2 separate regions of the Mus musculus genome follow, and region 1 is linked to region 2. A link is a loop called in an ENCODE intact Hi-C map of the cell type or tissue named here. Cell type or tissue: heart. All regions are shown on one strand. Each heading gives the region's core, and the rest is flanking DNA. Links, peaks and the distances in the headings are about the cores only.

Evidence for each region. Hi-C counts contacts between places; a loop is a spot of excess contacts. Peaks named below come from ENCODE experiments on the same cell type or tissue, not always from the same donor. Only the 100,000 strongest peaks of a DNase experiment are listed, where the experiment ranks them.
Region 1: it touches region 2 in a loop (2.6-fold over the local background); 8 of 42 quality-filtered maps call a loop at or near these places.

What each region holds. Positions count from the first base shown.
Region 1 is chr4:9,446,842-9,452,219 of GRCm38, reverse strand. It overlaps Clvs1 (clavesin 1), which reads right to left. Exons shown (of 6, transcript NM_028940.2): 6 at 529-2,830. The coding sequence ends at 2,743. Asph (aspartate-beta-hydroxylase) reads left to right here. Exons shown (of 24, transcript NM_023066.3): 24 at 1-3,135. Among named protein-coding and RNA genes, the nearest start is that of Gm11816, 160 kb to the right of the region's middle. In heart, for the core only: no CTCF peak of the experiment used is centred there; a DNase peak (open chromatin) is centred at 2,709.
Region 2 is chr4:9,284,396-9,289,773 of GRCm38, reverse strand. All of the region lies in intron 2 of Clvs1 (clavesin 1), which reads right to left. It overlaps Gm11816 (a long non-coding RNA gene), which reads left to right and starts at 2,383. Exons shown (of 3, transcript XR_881109.3): 1 at 2,383-2,523; 2 at 4,272-4,360; 3 at 5,319-5,378. In heart, for the core only: no CTCF peak of the experiment used is centred there; a DNase peak (open chromatin) is centred at 2,413.

The DNA.
Region 1 (5,378 bases), core at 149-5,148, 160 kb before region 2:
TCAGCCATCTCATTTTATACTGAACCAGCGTTGACAGGCATGTTTGATTTGAGTGCTATCCATGGCTGAGAAAGAGCAGTAGAAAGCCATCTTGCTCCTCAAGATGATCATTAGTAAAGCATTGCTGCATTTTATTTTCTATTTTAAAATTAAAGATAACTCAAGCCCTAGAATGTAATGACATTCATGCACTGATCTCTAAGCCAGTCGAACAACATTGCTGCAGAAATGGCTGGTATTCCAGCCACACAGAGATGTGTGCCTTTCAAGCAGTGCCCAAAAAAAGCAGCTTTCTGTACCTCATTTAAAGAGCAATTCATTGAGCTTGATCCTTTCCCTTTTAGCTTAAGGACATTAGCTCTTCGTAGGAAAGTTTACAAAATATGTGTCCATTCTTAAAATAGGTACTTGTCCCTTCCTTTGCCAGTGTTCAAAAATTCCTCTAAAACAGATGGCAAAGGCATGAGGGGAAATATCAAATCCTTACCAAATTCCAGAAAAGAAAACAAACTCTCAGACAACAGAAAGTTATTTGTGTTCTTCAGTATTTATTAAACAGAGGAACTTACTGACAAAGGCAATACAATCCAGTGTTCATGTAGTAACCCTCGGTTACCTGCTGGGTTTAGTTCTCCTCTATACTACATATACATAGCGAAATGCAAACCATGTGTTCTCATTGTTAAACTATCACCTTACATCCATGGAATAAAATGGAGGAAATGAGTGAAAATTAGCTGTTAACTTAGTAAATATAACATGTTTTTTAAAATATGGTCATTACAGTAGGATTCTAAATCTTGCCTTGTGAAAAGCCAGCAGTACCGTTACTTTTGCAAGTGTTGGCAGTGGTGCACTCCAACAGCATTTTAAGTACTTGGATCCCACGTTGATCTTATAAACACAAGCAATAAAAGATTTTCTAATTCACTTTAATTTTTCCTCGCTCTTACTTGTGTCATAAGAAAAGAATTTCCATCCATGTCTTGGTAAACATTTTTCAAGGTTATTATTTTACAATTCTAAAGGTCTATACAAAATGAATTGGTAGGGTTTTTTTTTTAATATACTATGATGCAATTGTTTGGGAAATATTTTAAAATTCTGTTTCAATTTTGCTTCTTCAAGGTTGGAACATAAAAATAGCTTCTGTTACTATTCTCTGCCAGTAGAAAAAAATAATAAAACAGTAGATCAACTGAGGAGTATACATCTAGTTTGTAGCTCAGGGCTCAGGGGTTAGGCCCTGGGTTTGATCTTCAGCATTGGAGGGAGACAGAGAAGAGAGGGTAACAGGGAGACAGAGAAAGAAAGACAAAGGAAAAGGAGAGGAGTGTAAGGAGGAGAGAAGTGGGAAGGAACAGGGAAAGAGAGAGATGGAGAGAGGGAAGTGGCCATAGTCAGTAATGTTTTGTGTTTATGGCGGGAAGTAAGTTGAATTGGTTTCCTCTTTTCTTTAGGCTGTTCAGCTAGTAAATCACTCTACCAAGTGCTTAAAATGTAAAGTATTTTAATAAGTGTTAGCAATTAAAAATTTTGACATTATCACTCTGGTCATATTAGTAAGTGTCTGTGTCGTACAGATGCTAGAGAATAAGGTATCTACACATACTCAGCTGGTCTCAGGAAACATGGCACAGATAAAATATCCTCCCCTTTGCTGTTCTCTGTCTGACTTCCTATGCATGGGGGCTGGGATCCATTTCTAAGGAGAATGGATAAGGAAGTAGGCTGGTCTTTGGCATTTCATCTTGCATTCTTGGTCCTCTTTAGCTTGGTACTTACATGCTGATCCATCCTTAAGGGTCTTTCTGTGAGATTTGAATGCCTGCCCCCTCAGGGCCTTTCTCCACAGGTAATAGGAGCATGGGGACAAAGGGACTTATTTGATAGCAAGTTTTTGCTGTAGTAACCCAAGAATTAACTTAAAAGGGTAATCAGTCACCAGTGTGTGTGTGTGTGTGTGTGTGGTGTGTGGTGTGTGTTCCAATGAGTTGCCCCCTCTCTGTAGGCATTCGCCTACAGGAAATCACTTTGCTACAATGAAGCAGCCTCTTTTTTTTTCAAACTGCCTCTTTGTCTTAAAAAGCAATTCATGAAAGTCAGCTGATGGTCTGACAAGCAACACGATGTCCAAATCATTCTTGTAGGAGAGAGATTTAAATGAAAAACTTTGCAAATAGCCAGACGTGGGAGATCACACTCTTAGGCTGACTACTTAGATGCTGGTGATGAGGTCAGGAAATAAGTCAATAGGACTGGAAATTATTGGAGCTACTGCTGCTGGGGTTCAGCACTACATTAAACTTGCTGATGTGTCTGCACATTTTAACTCTGTTTTATTTATTTCGGAATGCATTTCATCTTAATTTGCAAAACCTGGAGAGGGTTCCTGTGTGAGTCTTTAGAGTGATGTATATGCAACTAATTTAGGGTTTTTTTCCCCTTTTGAAGTATATTTGCTGCCAAAAATATGAGGGGAGAATCCTTTTTACATAAATGCCTTTCTTCATCCCCGTCACCATTCCTCACTAAAACATAAATTAATTCGTTAAATTTTTAAAAGCGTCTCTCAGATCTTTGTCCGGTGTGGGCTACCCAGACCAATGGTTGCTGACAGTCATGGCTGGGACTGGGATGGAGGACCTCATGTCAAGCAGAGCACACAGAGTGTCTGTAGGTCAGTTGCACAGGCTTGCTGGACGGTTGCTCCACTGGAGATGTCACATGATGCTGGCTGGCTCAGTCCAGAGCCAGCAGTGGCTGGGTGTTCTCATTTTCTCCTTTCTCTTCATGTTTCAAGGTCCCAGCTTCTACCACAGACTGAGATCTAACAAGAGAGGAAGGAGACACACACAGTCACAGACAGTCCATACTGGTGATGCTTGCTACTCACCTGAATCAGAGCATGTGAAATAGCTACTTAGTGCTTCCTTTCTGCCATCTGTTTTCCACACACCACTTTATTTCTTTTTTTTTTTTTTCTTTTTGTTTTTCTGAAGATTGAATCTGGTCATTCTGAGATTCTTTTTTTTTTCTGCTGAATTTGATCCATATCTTTTTGCTGTAATAAGTCCTATGAGTGTAACATTTTGTTCATGTTCCAAATAAAAATAAAGGTAATTCGAAAGATGCAAAAAACACTGAATGTTTTGTGTTTTGTGTATGCTTGGTGGTTGTCTAAGGGTTCTTCACACATATAAGCTTACCCCATTTGCAACTCTGAGAAATGGATCTACAGTCTCCATTTTTAAGTGCCAAAAGCAAATTAAGGGTTCAACAGAGAAATAACTTGGGACAAAAGCAATATGACAGGCAGAGAGCAGGATCTTTCCATGAGCAGCTTTCCCCAGAAGGTCTGGGGCTGCAGGGCCGCCTCGCCATGCTGATCCTAACACTTCACTAGGAGCATGGCTTGCAGCCTAAGGTTCTGAGCCTCTTTCATAATATGTATGTAGCTCAGAAAGCACAAGACTTAAGAAGTAAGTAAATCAGTGCTGAGCACGGAGGGTATAGTCGAGTAATACCAGCTCTGCGGAGAAAGAAGCATGAGAGTCAATGGCGAGGCCTGTCTGGGCAGTATAGTGAGCTCCAGACCAGCCTGCGTTGCATAGTGATCCTATGGGGGTGGGGGGAACCACTACATTTCTGAAAAATCAGAAACCTCAGATGATAACAAGACAAACTGGTAAAACCAGCGTTCCGGGAAGCTGAGGCTAGAGGCGTGTGGGTTCAAGCCAGGCTGAGCTATATTTTGAGGTGCTATATAAAATTTGAAAGAAAGCAAACAGACCAGACCACAGCTGTATGGCTACCCACACACAGCGACTCCCTCCAGATTCTTAAACCACTGCATAATTGCTTTGCACTAAGAATTCTGTGGAAATAAAAGAGCCTGGTAGCAATCAACTATTGAAAGTTTGAACTGCACTTCTTTCTGACAGATAAACCAACTTTATTACACAAAGCAGCCCCTTGCCCGCCTGGAGTCTGGGTGAGGTCTAGGTGCTCACCGGCATTGTTCATGCACCTCTTCTTGAAGACGGCCAACTCGAGAAGCTTGCTCCTCTGTGACCCAGAAGATCAACCTTTCAAGGATCGTTTTTCACATTGAACTCAAACCTGGTTTTGAAGACACATGTGTCCTGTCTTTGCTTCCTTCTCCCAGAGCTACAGGATCCTGCCATTTCTCTCTCTGCCTGTGGGGTTGGGTCCCAGGACCCTTCTAGATATCAGAATCAGCAGAAGTTCAAGTTCTTATATTAGGGTGCAGTATCTGCATAGACTCAGTGCTCACTCTCCTGTAATGCCTAATATAAAGTACATATTTTATTATTTAGGGAATTACTACAAGAAGTGAAGTGAGCCCATTCATTGGTTGGATCTCTAGTGTATAACCTCTGTCTGCGGAGGGCTGAGCAGACACAATCCCTTCAGAGTCTGCTTTGAAGCCTTGTTTTAGTGCAAGGTCTTCCTCCCTAACTACTCCAGTTGGGCCACGATTTCTAGATTTTTCCACCATCAGCCAGGTGGTTATTCACAGTATTCATGGTGTGGCCTTGAGTGAAATGATTATCTGTCGGTTGGGGTTATCAAGAGCCGTATTCTCCTTCCTGGCATCAGTGTACAGCAGACTATTCTTAAAAATGATGCTGTTTACCCAGTTCCTTCCTGCCTTGAAAGTTCTATTCAAAAACCTTCAGGTTGAGAAACAAATATCATCTTTTTAAACTTGCTTCATGTATCCAACTTGTCTCCATTCTTTTAGATCTTAAAATATTTAGGCAGTCCAAGTTATTACCTCTGACTTTAATGACTATTGGATTTATATTTAAACTTTCCTATCTCACATTATGATTAGTGAAAATCAGGTGGCTCTCAATATTTTCAAACCTGATGACTGAGGCTAATTGATGTTTGTGAAGCTTTGCTCTATACCAATCTCTATGAGCAAATGTGCAGAAACCTTCATTGTTAAGTCATCCAGGTACAGAGATCCAAGCTAGAATGTTGTAGACCTGTGCAGATGCCCCATTGCCCAGGCAGGGAAGACAGATGATTGAGAAGAGAACATGGAAAGAAGGGAAGACAGAAGGGTAAATCTATTGCTCACACAATAGTCTCATTTGCCCTTCTTATTCAGATGGACACTGTTCACTCTCCCCTCCTGAGATGCAATTGGGACCTGTGTTATTTCTTTCAGTAGATACATTGACAGCAATGACCTGGAATGTCTTACCCAATAGAATGTGTCTTGGTTGACTGATAAGTGACAACAGGCCTGTTCCAAGATATTGAGAATAAGGAAGCAAGCAGCATCTTGCCCCAGGTTTATATGTCCCCTAATTGGGAACATGGCTTCTTAACTTTTGACATGA
Region 2 (5,378 bases), core at 279-5,278:
CTATGAACAAGTGCTTGTGCAGGAAGAGAGCTGAAAGAGACAGGGAGTCTCTTGGTCATCTAGTATAACAAGCTACATTAAAGACGAGGCAGTGACATCATATTATAAGCCCTTCTAATTTTATCCCTTTATCAATCAGTAGCTTTTAGAATTGCATAACACATTTTACTATCTTTCAGTTGAGTGGGAAATTTTGTTCTGGATACCTGAGGCTCTGAATTACATCAAAGTAAGAAAACTTTCTTACCTGTGAAAAAAGATAGGAAGGCTGCACTGTGTGAGAAACTCTTCCTCCTGCACCTTATCTCATCCCGATAGCTCTGCTGAGCCATGCAGTTATTACCAAATAAGCTCACTGAGCAGCAAGTATAGCAAGTATAGCTTCCTGAGGCCAAAGACAGGCAAGCCAAAGAGCTGAAATTCTGATGTCAAATGAGAATCTACAAGAACACTTACTTAATAATTCAAAGGAATGGGTAGGCAAAGCTGGCCCATATTGTTGGCTCAAATTGAGGTCATTTTTGGCTTGTATTAATTTTCAAGTAATAACAAATTTCCTTTACTGGACAATGGGTTTTTGAAAATGAAAGTTGTTTTATTTTTCTGCTGTCACAGTTAACCTTGTCAAGTATTATTGGCAGAAATTGGGTATGATGTCTGAAGTTGATAGTCAGCTTGACATACCTGAGTAGAGGGACTATCAGCTGGAGACTCGTCCTGGTCAGATGACCTGTGGCCATATCTTTGAAACATTTTCTTACTTGTTAATTGGCATAGAAGGCCCTGCTTCCTGTGGGTGATGCCATCCCTAGGAAGGTATGCCTGGACTATTTAAGAAAGATAGCTGAGGAAGCCACGAAAGCAAGGGAATAGTCATGTCCTTCCACAGTTTCTCCTTAATTACTACCTTCAGCCTATTGCCTTGAATTCCTACCTTTTCTTCCCTCAATGGTAGACAATAACCAGTAAGGTAAAAAACAAAAACAAAAACAAAAAAAGCAAACAAACAAGAACATTACACTCAAGGTTACTTTCAGTCATGGTGCTTATCACAGCAAGAAAAAAATAGAACTAGTATATTTGGTAAGGATTTTCAACCTGTGATCTTCCAGGCTTCTATAGAATTAGAATAGAATATGGTGAAGGATCTGCTTTGTAGATCACGAGGTCTTCCATGTCCTCTCAGAGCAGAAGCGACTAGCAATGTTTCCTCGCAATTTCCTTAGCACTCTCCTGAATGTCTGTTTAGCCAGCCCCAAAATGGGAAGAAGGATTCCAATGACAAGTTGTGTGGTGTGCTACTGTACCTAAGGAATTGGGGCTGAGATTTTAGCCCATGTTAGCACTTTGCAGCTTGGAGACCTCAGATAGACGATCTAACTTCTTTGAGCTTTAATTTCACCACCTGCTAGATAGTTATTACTAGTGTCTTCTCAAGAGCATTTCTTCTTAGCATATGATAAACACTTAATAAATACCCATCATGGCTTAGTTTGTATTTTGGTCACTCTCACTCTCCGGCTCACCTCCAAACTCCTAACAATTGGAGAACTGACCACTGCCATAGGAATTCCGAGTTGTTGTTGTTGTTTAAAGAATAGAGGGAACAGAATCCAGCATTTTGCTGGGTCTCCCTTTGAATAGCCTTTGGGATTTGGAGAACATGGTTCACCTGACCCCAGTGAGCTATCCGGCCGCTTCCCCAGCCCCACCTCTTTTTTTTCTTTTTCACAAGTGTTCAGCATGGATATGTGAGAATACAGTCTATCATTCAGGAAAATAAAATTGGATGAGACACAGAACTCTTGCCAGATGTAAAAGGTTCTTGAATGCCTTTGTAATAGCTAAAGGAGTCAGCTAGCTTATTTGTAGTTTTAAGAAGTACACCTAACCGATGGGCTCAGGATTTCAATCAGAAGAAAGAACTGACTTAAAACTCTTCTCCCAATGACTATGTCAGTCATCTTACACCCTCTGAACTTGGCACCTTTTCTACACCAGCACTGGAGAGGTTGTTGCAGGTAGGCAATCACCAGTGAGGTTTGAAAGCACGACTATCTCTAGAAATTTCACCAGATTAAACTACTGCACAGTGTTAGGGAACAAGGAACAACTGAATAACTTTCTCTCTCTCTCTCTCTCTCTCTCTCTCTCTCTCTCTCTCTCTCTCTCTCTCACACACACACACACACACACACAGAGAGAGAGAGAGAGAGAGAGAGAGAGAGAGAGAGAGAGAGAGAGAGAGAGAGAGAGAGCCTCGCAGCAGCTACAATGGTATTTTTGAAACATCTAATAATTCCAAGGCTGAGTAATTGGTTCCAGATGTCATTGGAATTAACTTGGAATGGAAGCTGTGAGCCTCAGCTTTTCCATGGGTGAGTCACATTGCTCCCTAGAGAAGACAGCATTGTCTCCTCCCAAACCCCTCTTGCTGCCATCAGTAAGTCAGTGATGCTTCGTGTCCCCAACAGATCTTAGCAGTAACTGAGAAAATGCTCATGGAAATGCTTTGGAAAAGAAGTAAGGCACTTGCAGCTGTGTGTGTGTGTGTGTGTGTGTGTGTGTGTGTGTGTGTGTGTGTGTGTGTGTGTGTGTGTGTGTTGTTGTTGTTGTTGTTGTTGTTGTTGTTGTTGTTGTTGTTGTTGTTGTTGGGACTGAAACTGAAATAACAGGACACAACTTAATGATGGCTCTTTCCCCAAGATAGCTAGCTTGTCAGAGCAGAGCCATGCTCAGTCAAATCAGAACAAAACAGACGTGCTGTCTGGCCTTTAGAAATGTTGATTTTATTATCTCTGTATTTTTATTTTGAGTGTGAGTTTCTAAGCCATTTCATTGGAATATGATTTACTTTGAGTAAATTACTGAGGTTTTTTTGGTCCCTCTTTAAATTTTTCTCTACTTTCTCAGCTTTGCCCCAGCTCTGTGTCTTAAACCTTGCCCAAAGCTTGCTAATCTTCAATATAGACCTTTTGTTCTGTATCGAATGTTGTGGGGAGAAGCAGCCGGCTGGATGTTTGGCCTTCCTCTTGTCCCTATGTTTGAAGGCACTAAACAAGCATCTCACCAGCCTCTGTTACTCTTTAGGAGTTATCTAAATTTAAATGTTTCTTACAGTGCCTCAACTTTGCTGAAGAAACAATGTTTTAGGCTAGTTTTCAACTTGCTTGCTGATATCTGACCTTGCTTGCTGATATCTGATATGTGAGAGGTAATGATATTGATGGAAGAATGTTCTCTATCTCTCCGCACTTTCTGACTTGTTCCTCTGTTGTGGTCCCCCATTCAAAACTTGGGGTGGAAACAGCTGGTCTGCACATAGTACTGTGGATGTGATTATGGTGTGTTAAAGGACTTGTGTGTCAGGAGTCCCCTGGTTGTTGTTCTTACAACCTATGACCAACAATAGGAAGAGGCCTTTAAACCAGGTATATAAGAATAACAGAGCCTTCCAGCCCAATATAATTTTGGAGTTATGATCTGTCATAGTTATTGTTTTTACAATTTCCCAAGTGGAAAAATGTTGATAATTTGATCAAAGGTTTCAGTGTTTAGAAAGTATCTTTTGACCTGGTATCCCAGTTCTTTACCTGCTTGGCTTATTTATTCTTAAGAAAGAAGTACTTCTGTGCATCAACCAGTGTAAACCTCAGGTCACCACTCCTACTTTACAGGTGAGAGACTGCATGATAGGATTTCAACTACATCTTAAGGCATGGGACTTTCAGGAGGCTGCTGGAATTAAAGGTGGCCACCTGACTTCAGAATTCATCATTCAATCCCTTCTGCCTCTGGGACTCTACCAAGATTGTGTTTGTCCTAGCAGCAGCCTGACAGGCCGGATGTCTTATACAGTTTCCACTTGAGAAACTGGGACTCCAAACAGCAAAACAACGGGACCCGAGCTTAACTTTTGGTTTCGACTGAAGTGGAATCCAGAAATAAATACACACGTGCCTCTGTGCTTGTCTCTCTCTCTGCAGCACCAGAGTCCTGACAGCAAAGACTCACATGCAAATTTGCAGCTCAGAAAACACAGGCAAGCAATGGATTTTCTTTAGGGATCTTAAAGGGGCAGATTGTGAAGTCTTGCTGATGCTGCTGTGAGATAAGTTATGATCAGAGGAATCACTGAGTAAGGGTGTCAACTTGTGTCCCAATGCATATGAAGCGGGTACACTAGAATAACAACTCTGCTGGCTCTGGAAGTGCTGGCCATGCTTACTTTATGAATGAGTATGTGGTTCTTTTGTGTTTAACTCATTCAGCTCAGCCTGGCAGCTGCAGAAAACTCGGAAACCACACAGATTTCTGCTGTTGGAGCCTCCATCTCTGAGCAAGACCAGCTGGAATTCTGGTAGGACAATTGCTCTCATGCCTTTGCTGTGACCTGCTCCCAGTTGGTCACTTTTATACATGTGTCAGGGCAAGATGGACGAAAGTTTACATCTTTTCCATAAATATTAATAATCATCTTAATCTCAGGAAACCTTTCACATGAGGTATTCAAATCACTGCATGGTCATTGACACCCCCAGAGAGAACGCAATCACGTTGCAAGGCTGTGAGAATTTCCCTGGCCTTTTGGACCGTGTCTGGGTAGGGTCTATGTGGCAGGTATCTGGGGAAAGCAAGCAGGTGCTTTAGTCAAGTGGGAGGATTTCTTGCATGTATAATCCCACTTTCGCTTTGAAATAGTGTCCTCCTGGATCCAGTTCTAATTTACTTGCCATCTGTTTGCCATTATATTTGAAGTCAGATTTTTAAAATAGTAGTGATAATTCCAGAATCCAGTGTCTACTGAATGCTTGTTGTATGCCAGTGAACTTCAGTGTGACTTTGCTCTCTTCCATTCCACATAAAGGCATTGCTTTTATCCTCTGCCTCGCAGGACAGGAATTGGTCTGAAGGAGGCTACTTGTCTGAGGGCATATAACCACAAGTGGGATGGTCACATTCCTGTTCAAACTGGTTTGTTTGCATCTGATTTAATGTCAAGTGGATAGATTTACCAATATCACTTTGTCAGAAGCAAAATGGTTTGGATAAAATTGTATAGTAAGTAGAAAATTAGGTCATGGGACTATGAGAAGGAGGAGAGGAGAGAGGTTATTTTTTAAAAGTGGAGCAAATGGGGAGCCTATAGAGTGAATCTGAGAATCCCTTCTCATCCACCGCATGAGGCTGCATGGGCTTCTCGCTCATGAGTCATTGGAATTAGAATCTTATTTTACACATGAGCAATTCAGGGAACAGAGAAGGAAGTAACTTGTCCAAGGTTATTATAATCATAAACATTTTCATTATTTCCTCAGAGATCTGTTACCTCTTATTTCTTCATGACATCTTTGGGGATACATACAGACCAAACCTTA